2 separate regions of the Homo sapiens genome follow, and region 1 is linked to region 2. The links are chromatin contacts, found by Hi-C in ENCODE. All regions are on one chromosome and are shown on one strand. The core of a region is the stretch at or near the end of the contact, and the rest is flanking DNA. Distances in the headings are between cores, read along the strand shown.

Region 1 (3,470 bases), core at 378-2,877, 580 kb after region 2:
ATAATTATTACATTCAGAAAATCTTGATTTCAGATCTGAAGGTTAAAGTAGGTACTTCATGGCTATAAAAAAAATGGACGTTGAATAGACTATTGCTAAAAATAGATGTCTTTATTGTCAAGATAAATTTAGTTTATGAAAGGCATTTTTCTCTGATGACTTTTTGGTATTCCAAGAAAATCAAATAGGCCCCCTAAAGGGATACTTGGTGCCTCTTAGCTTTTCAATTCCTACCTACCCAATCTTTCCATAAAAGATTTTACATCAACTCCCCAGCTCAGCCTTCAATCTAAAATGTTTTTGAAAGGAGGATAGTAGTATTTTGCGGTAATTGAGTGGTACAAAGTACTGCATATTGATTTGACCCGACTTCCTGCCCAAAACTATGCTTAACAGAGTGCTGTGTCACTGTCATTCATAAGGTCTGCCTCAGGGCAGTTGCTAAGCCATTTCTTCAGCTGTTTCCTGGCACTGCAGTGTCATCTTTCTGTGGTGTAGGAAACTTGCCCTTGACCACAAAATTGCAGTTTACTTTCCAAGCTAGTCTCTAATTCATAGCTGCTGCTTTCTAATTCTTTTGAGCCTCAGACTATTCGAAAATATGGACAGTTCGTAGTTCTGCTGCAGCAGCACAGAGAACAGCTGTATGCCTGCTTCAGCTTGGTTTATAAATACCTCACACTGTCCCTTTTGGCCCTACTTCTGTCTTTGGACAGCCAGTAATGGAAACAAACAGGACCAGCACTGGCAGGCATTTGGAAATCTTTGTTTTATTTTTAAATTTTACCTGTTCAGCCAAGTAGTCATATATCCTGCTTATGATAGGCAGAATTCTAAGATAGACCAGAATTCTAAAAATTTCTGGCCTCTAATGTACCTGTACATACATTCTCCCAATTATTCAATCAAACACCAATCTAGGTGTTGCTATAGAGGATTTTGAAACTGTAACTAAGGCCCCAAATCAATTGACCTTTGAGATAGATTTTTTTTGGGTGAGCCTGACCTAATCCACGAACCTTTAAAATCTGGCTTTAGCAATCAGAAACAGAAATGTCAGGTATTTGAGGTAAGGGAGATATTGGATGCAAGAGAGTTTCTTCGTGCTGCTTTTGAAAATGGTAGGGTCATATGGCAAAAGACTGAAAGCAACCCGAATTTTATCAACAACCAGAATGAACTTAAAAGAACTTTGAGCTTCAGATGAGGACACATCTTGCTGACACCTGCATTTCCTTGTGAGACCTCGAGCAGATAAACCAGGCATTCTTACAGAATTGTAAGATAATGAACGGGCATTGCTTTAAGCCTCAAAGTTTGTGGTAATTTGTTACATAGTATAGAAAAGCAACACATTGTGAGTTTACAAATGGTCATGTACTTTCCATGGTCTAGATTCTGCTCATGTCACCAAAGGAACGGAGGATGGTGAGGAGGAAGGCAAGCTGTTCACAGACCTATGAGGTCTGTGAGCAAGTCTGTCCAAGGAGTGCCCGCTCCCTTTGCTTCCTGTGGTGTGGACTGCCCAGAGCTAGAGGCAGCCTGCCCTGTTTGAGCACGCAACGACTAAAATAGCCTGCTGATGTCCTTCCTGACAGCTTCCCTCTGTTCTTGTTACTCCAAGCTACTTTGAACAACATAAGTAGATGACTCATCTCCTCTGAGCAAGGGTTCATTCATTTCTATGGGATGTGGCCCATGCCTTTCCTCTTTGATCCCTGGAAGAAAGGGCAGGGCCAGCCTCAGAAGCATTGCAGATCAAGCATTCTGATCCACTCCTGCTTCCAGGCTCCTAGCACTTCCACACTTGTCTCTTTTCCCCACAGCCCTCTCCTGCAGGAGGCCACCTCCAATCCTGTCTTCTTGAAGGATACCCCAAATTACCTGTCCATTATGTATCCTGTCTTCTTTATCTTAGCTGAGATTGATTGTACTAAAGTTACACAAGGAAAAACATTGAGAAGGAATTCACAGGGATGTGCATGAATGGTTGCCAGTTAGCCTGAAGTCTATTTGAATTGTAAAAGCATTTTTTTTCTTAAGAAAGCATACAGTTGGTGAACTTTCAGGATGCAAGGAGGATGTTTTTATTTCTGTGCGCTGTTGTTTTCTACGTAAATGTCTATATGAAGCTTGAGGAAGAAGACTTTTATCTTCTATATTGTATCGATTGAGCTTCCTGCAGTATCGTGGCTGTAGTTTGAGGCCCCTTGTGGTTTGTACCCATTTCCCTAATTGTTTCATGGTGTCGTAACCCCACCTGGGATTGATGAGCCTGTCATTTAAAGGATCTGAGTCTCCACGGAGGCAAGAGGAATTCAACAATTTGAGTGCTTCTTGGTTTGAGGAGTTCTACTGTCTAACTCCAAATATGTTCTTACAGACCTTTTCTGGATACCTATCTATCACTGCCTCAGGACCCAAACCCTGTTCCCACTTTTTGTTGTTGTTGTTGTTCTGAACTGTTAGGCCACAGAATGATTGTGGACCTCATAATGTGCAATCTACAGAACGTCAGCCACAGAATGATTTTTGGCCAGGATTTTGCTTCCCTGGGTAAAGCAGAGAAACTCTCCTGTGGGATCCTACCTCTCCAGTGCAGTCTGTGGGCACGGCTTTCCTAGTTAGTAAAAAAAATAAAGTAACTAGCATGATGATAGACTTTAACTCTATCAATAATTGCATTAAATATACATAATCTAAACACATCAATTAAGAGACCAAGATTGTCACATTGAATAAAAAAGCGAGACACAACTAGCAGAAAACCTACATATATGTGTGTGTGTGTATATATATAAAGACATAGACAATATTTTATATATAGATAGATAGATAGATAGACATAGACAAGTTAAAAATAAAAGGATGGAAAAGATATTACCATGTAAACACTAACCAAAAGAACCGTGAAAGGGCTGTGTTAATTTGGACAAAGTAAACTTCAGAACAAGCACTATTACTGGGAATAAAGGGGGATATTACATAAATATAGAGGGGTTAATTTAGATACACAAAAATAACAACTCGAAATATGCATGCATCTAACAATGGAGCTTCCGAATACTTGAAGCAAATATACCCTTAGGGCATGGGATTTTAAGAATGGAGTAAGGAGCTCAATGGACCACCTCAACAGACAGTACTTTAACTAATGAGAATTATTTTTTAAAAAGTTATTAAAGTTGCAGGAAATTATTCATTCAAAAAAATGTTGTAAATCTTCATAAGAACAGTGGCAGTCTCTGGCATTTGGGCTACAACCTATTCTATTATGCTCCCCACCACATACCCCTCAAGCCCCAGCTCCTTGTTATAGAAGCTCCCTCTAACCCCAGTTTATACTCTGGGACTGCAGTTTCACCCTGAGAAGGGAGGGCTGCTAGCATTTCTCATCATCTCCAACTTTATGTTGCAGAAGTTCTATTTCAGGCACATTTCAGAAAGGACTGGGTCTCTCTTCACCCACC
Region 2 (3,134 bases), core at 618-3,117:
CCCTGAGACAGAATAATCTAAATGAAAAAAGTAGCTACATGATGAGTAAGGTGGCCAGGTAAGCAGACTAATTCTATAAGGAGCTCAGTAGAAACACAATGTTTCTTTCTCTTTGAATTTGTCCACATCCATTTCTTTAAGCCTTTTCTTCAAGCCAAACTCTACCAAGCAGCTCTGGCTTCACAGGCGTGTTTACTAGACATCACAGGGAATGAGGCACCGAGAGGCCCGTTCACATGCAACGCCACCCCTGGGACAGACAGCATCACGGCCTCCTGGCACCACTCCTGCAACAGACCAACCACACTGCCCTTCTTACATGGGCCCCATCATTCATCTTTCTTCAAAGAAAACAGTACATTAGCAGTCGACACTTCAGCAAAGAACCCCCAAAACAAATGCCCTAGCCTAGATCCAAAAACAAAATTTCCGTTAAAGAAAGTGTGTTTTTCAACCAAAGAAAAATTAGGCTCAATTCTAGGACAACCTATAGCAAGCAATTCTACGTGCACTGGCCAACGCCAACAGCAGCTAGATTCCAAAACAAACTCAGCAAAAAAGGCTCTGCTCTCACCTTTTAGAGATAAGAACCAGAGTCAGCAAGCGGCAGAACCATGATTCACACCGAAGTCAACCCACTCTGTCCTCAACCCCACTGGCTTCCCCATGGTCCACACAACCCACTGTGAACAGATGGACCAGTCAGAATTTCTCTGCAACACCCAAATCGCCACCCCACCCCCATTCCCTTGGTTTAAATGCCCTGAGGGGCAGGCGACAAATCAAATTCCACTCTTAGGCAGGTTCCCAACACAAGACACATTCAGTGGCAAAGCAAAAGAGAAGATGGGCTCTACCACATATAGGTCTTTCTTACCCAGAGGAACATTTTCATGGTCTGTCATTACGGATGAACTCGGGGCAGGAAGAACCCATCATTATGTAATGTCAGAGGGCAGGCGACAGGGGAAGGGAAGCGAGACCATCAACATTCCCTTCCTTCGCCCACAAAGACACAAATTTACCTCTGACATTTTGAACGTCTGTCTTCTGGGGCCTACCCATTCCTGGCTGGCTTTTCAAGAGACAGCCACAGATCCCTGCACATTTCTCAGGCCTCAATTAATTGACTAGCAAAGCCAGAGAGAAATAAAATATAGAAAGCAAAGATGCTAGAAATGTTGTCGGGGTCTAAAGGCAGGCAGAAAATGGAAGAGTTTCGAGGATGGAGACCAGATTTCCCACACGGAGATGCATGTTTACTTTCACCCGGTTATGTTTCCACCCCAAACACGGCAAGGCCTCCAGCTTCAGGAGCCCGTAGACCCAGCCCTGGAGCCGCATCGGGCAGGCACCGCGTCTGCGTCCCGCGGCCACGCGCCCGCTCGGCACCCGGCTCCCTGCTGGGGCGGCCGCGTCTTCACGGGGCTGGGGGTCGGCCGGGCTCGGATTGTTCTCAAAAGACGCCACCGCAGGTGGACCACTGGCACCGTTAGGCAGTGCAATTTCCATGAAAACCGCGGGCGCCGTCCACATCCGCCCCAGCGGGGACCTGGACGCGCCCCCGCGCCCGCTGTCCGTCCCCGGCCCCGGCCCCCGCGGCGGCCGCGTCGCCTCCTGCCCGGCCCGGCCCACCTACCTGGCGCTCCCCGGCCCCCGGCGCCAGCCGCCCCGCTGTCCCGCCGGGCTGCGCGCCAGAGCCCCGCAGCAGCAGCAGCGCCGCCGCCTGGCTGTGAAGTCGCGGGCTGCGGGCCCGGCCTCAGGTGCTGGTCCTCCTGCCCCGGCCCACGGAGCCCGACCCGGCGGCAAACCAGCAGCGAACCCTCCACGCGCGCCGCAGCCCTAGCCAGCCGCCGCCGCTCTAGACGCCGGGCGCAGCCCCGCCCTGGCCCCGCCCCCTTGTCGCGCATGCGCGCTGAGGGCCCGGCCCGCGCCCTGCGACCCCCGCCCCACTACCAGCCCGAGCTGGGTCCGCCCTCTGAGACAGTAGGGCCGGTGACCGAGCTGCTCGCGCCAATTCCTACTGCTAGGTTCCCACAAGATCCCACCCTATCCTGTGACTGCTTCACCTGCAAGGAGTTCTTGAACTTCTGGACTTGACTGAGCGATGGCATCTTCACCCTGTCATCCACTGAGGCATCTGAGGCCCTGACGGATCCCCAAGGGAAAGTTTCCTGGAGGAGCCGCGACCCGGGGATGCGCCCCCAACCTTTTGCCCTCCGGACAAGAGCACTTCCTGAAGTGCAGACGTACTCACTCCCCAGGAGATGTTTAGGAAACTGAACATTCCAACCAGACAAGCAAAAAATTAAAATCTTAATTCTTTGAAAATACAGACTTGCAAAAAAAAGAAAATTGCTAACCTCTAAGTGTATGTCCTTCCGGACCTGTTCTGGCCTGTGTGCATAAGTGTGCACTAACAGACTTGCAACAGCATCAGTCCTTACACTTTGCCCCAAGTTTCTATTTTTCCATAGACAAAAACAATAATCAGAAGTTTTGGAAGAAAATTTTCACTTTGACTTTAAAACAGCATTTCTCCTTGAGCAAGGGCAAATACTGGACTGAATGTATCCTTATCTTTGAGTCTTCACATTTTATCCGAAAAAAAAATTCTTAAAATGATTTTAATTCAATAAACCAGAATACTTCTCAGGCAGAGCATTTAAACATATAATTTGCTTCAAAAACAAAAGAGATTAACCAGTTAGGAATGGAAATTAAGAATTCTCTGAACTCATTTAGAATTATGTCTGATCCTCCTCATGTCACCAAAATACAGACAATAGTCTGGAATAAAAATAAACAAATATAAAACGAGTTTTTTGGGGAGCCTGAGGCAGGAGCATCGATTGAGCAGAGGAATTTGAGGCTGCAGTGTCAGCCTGGGAGACAGAGCAACACCCTGTATCTCTAAAAAAAAAAAAAAAAAAAAGAAAAGAAAAGAAAAGAAAAAAGAAAAAGAAAATGTCCTAGTTTTAAATTTTTATTTCTTTACTTTTTATTTTATTTCTCTTCTGAAAAGTAACTTAGTAATAAAACAGTTCCCTCTTATTATTTCTCCAGCTAAATGGAAAGAAATATTGACAGAACCTTGACTCCACAGTACAAAGTTAAAGCCAAGAAAATCAAAT

Evidence for each region. A loop is a pair of places that touch in the nucleus more often than their neighbours do. Pooled maps may share reads with other maps.
Region 1: a pooled map shows a loop between it and region 2 (2.7-fold over the local background). The contact joins the enhancer-like site here to the promoter of INPP4A in region 2. A Hi-C loop is called at or near these places in 4 of 50 pooled maps.

The regions. Positions count from the first base shown.
Region 1 is chr2:97,867,673-97,871,142 of GRCh38, reverse strand. All of the region lies in intron 4 of TMEM131 (transmembrane protein 131), which reads left to right. Among named protein-coding and RNA genes, the nearest start is that of TMEM131, 130 kb to the left of the region's middle. Within about 2 kb of position 1,627, at least 19 of the 41 ENCODE cell types and tissues checked have a DNase peak (open chromatin) inside an H3K27ac peak, as active enhancers do.
Region 2 is chr2:98,443,591-98,446,724 of GRCh38, reverse strand. INPP4A (inositol polyphosphate-4-phosphatase type I A) reads right to left here and starts at 1,867. Exons shown (of 25, transcript NM_001134225.2): 1 at 1,640-1,867. RefSeq lists a silencer at 1,398-2,037.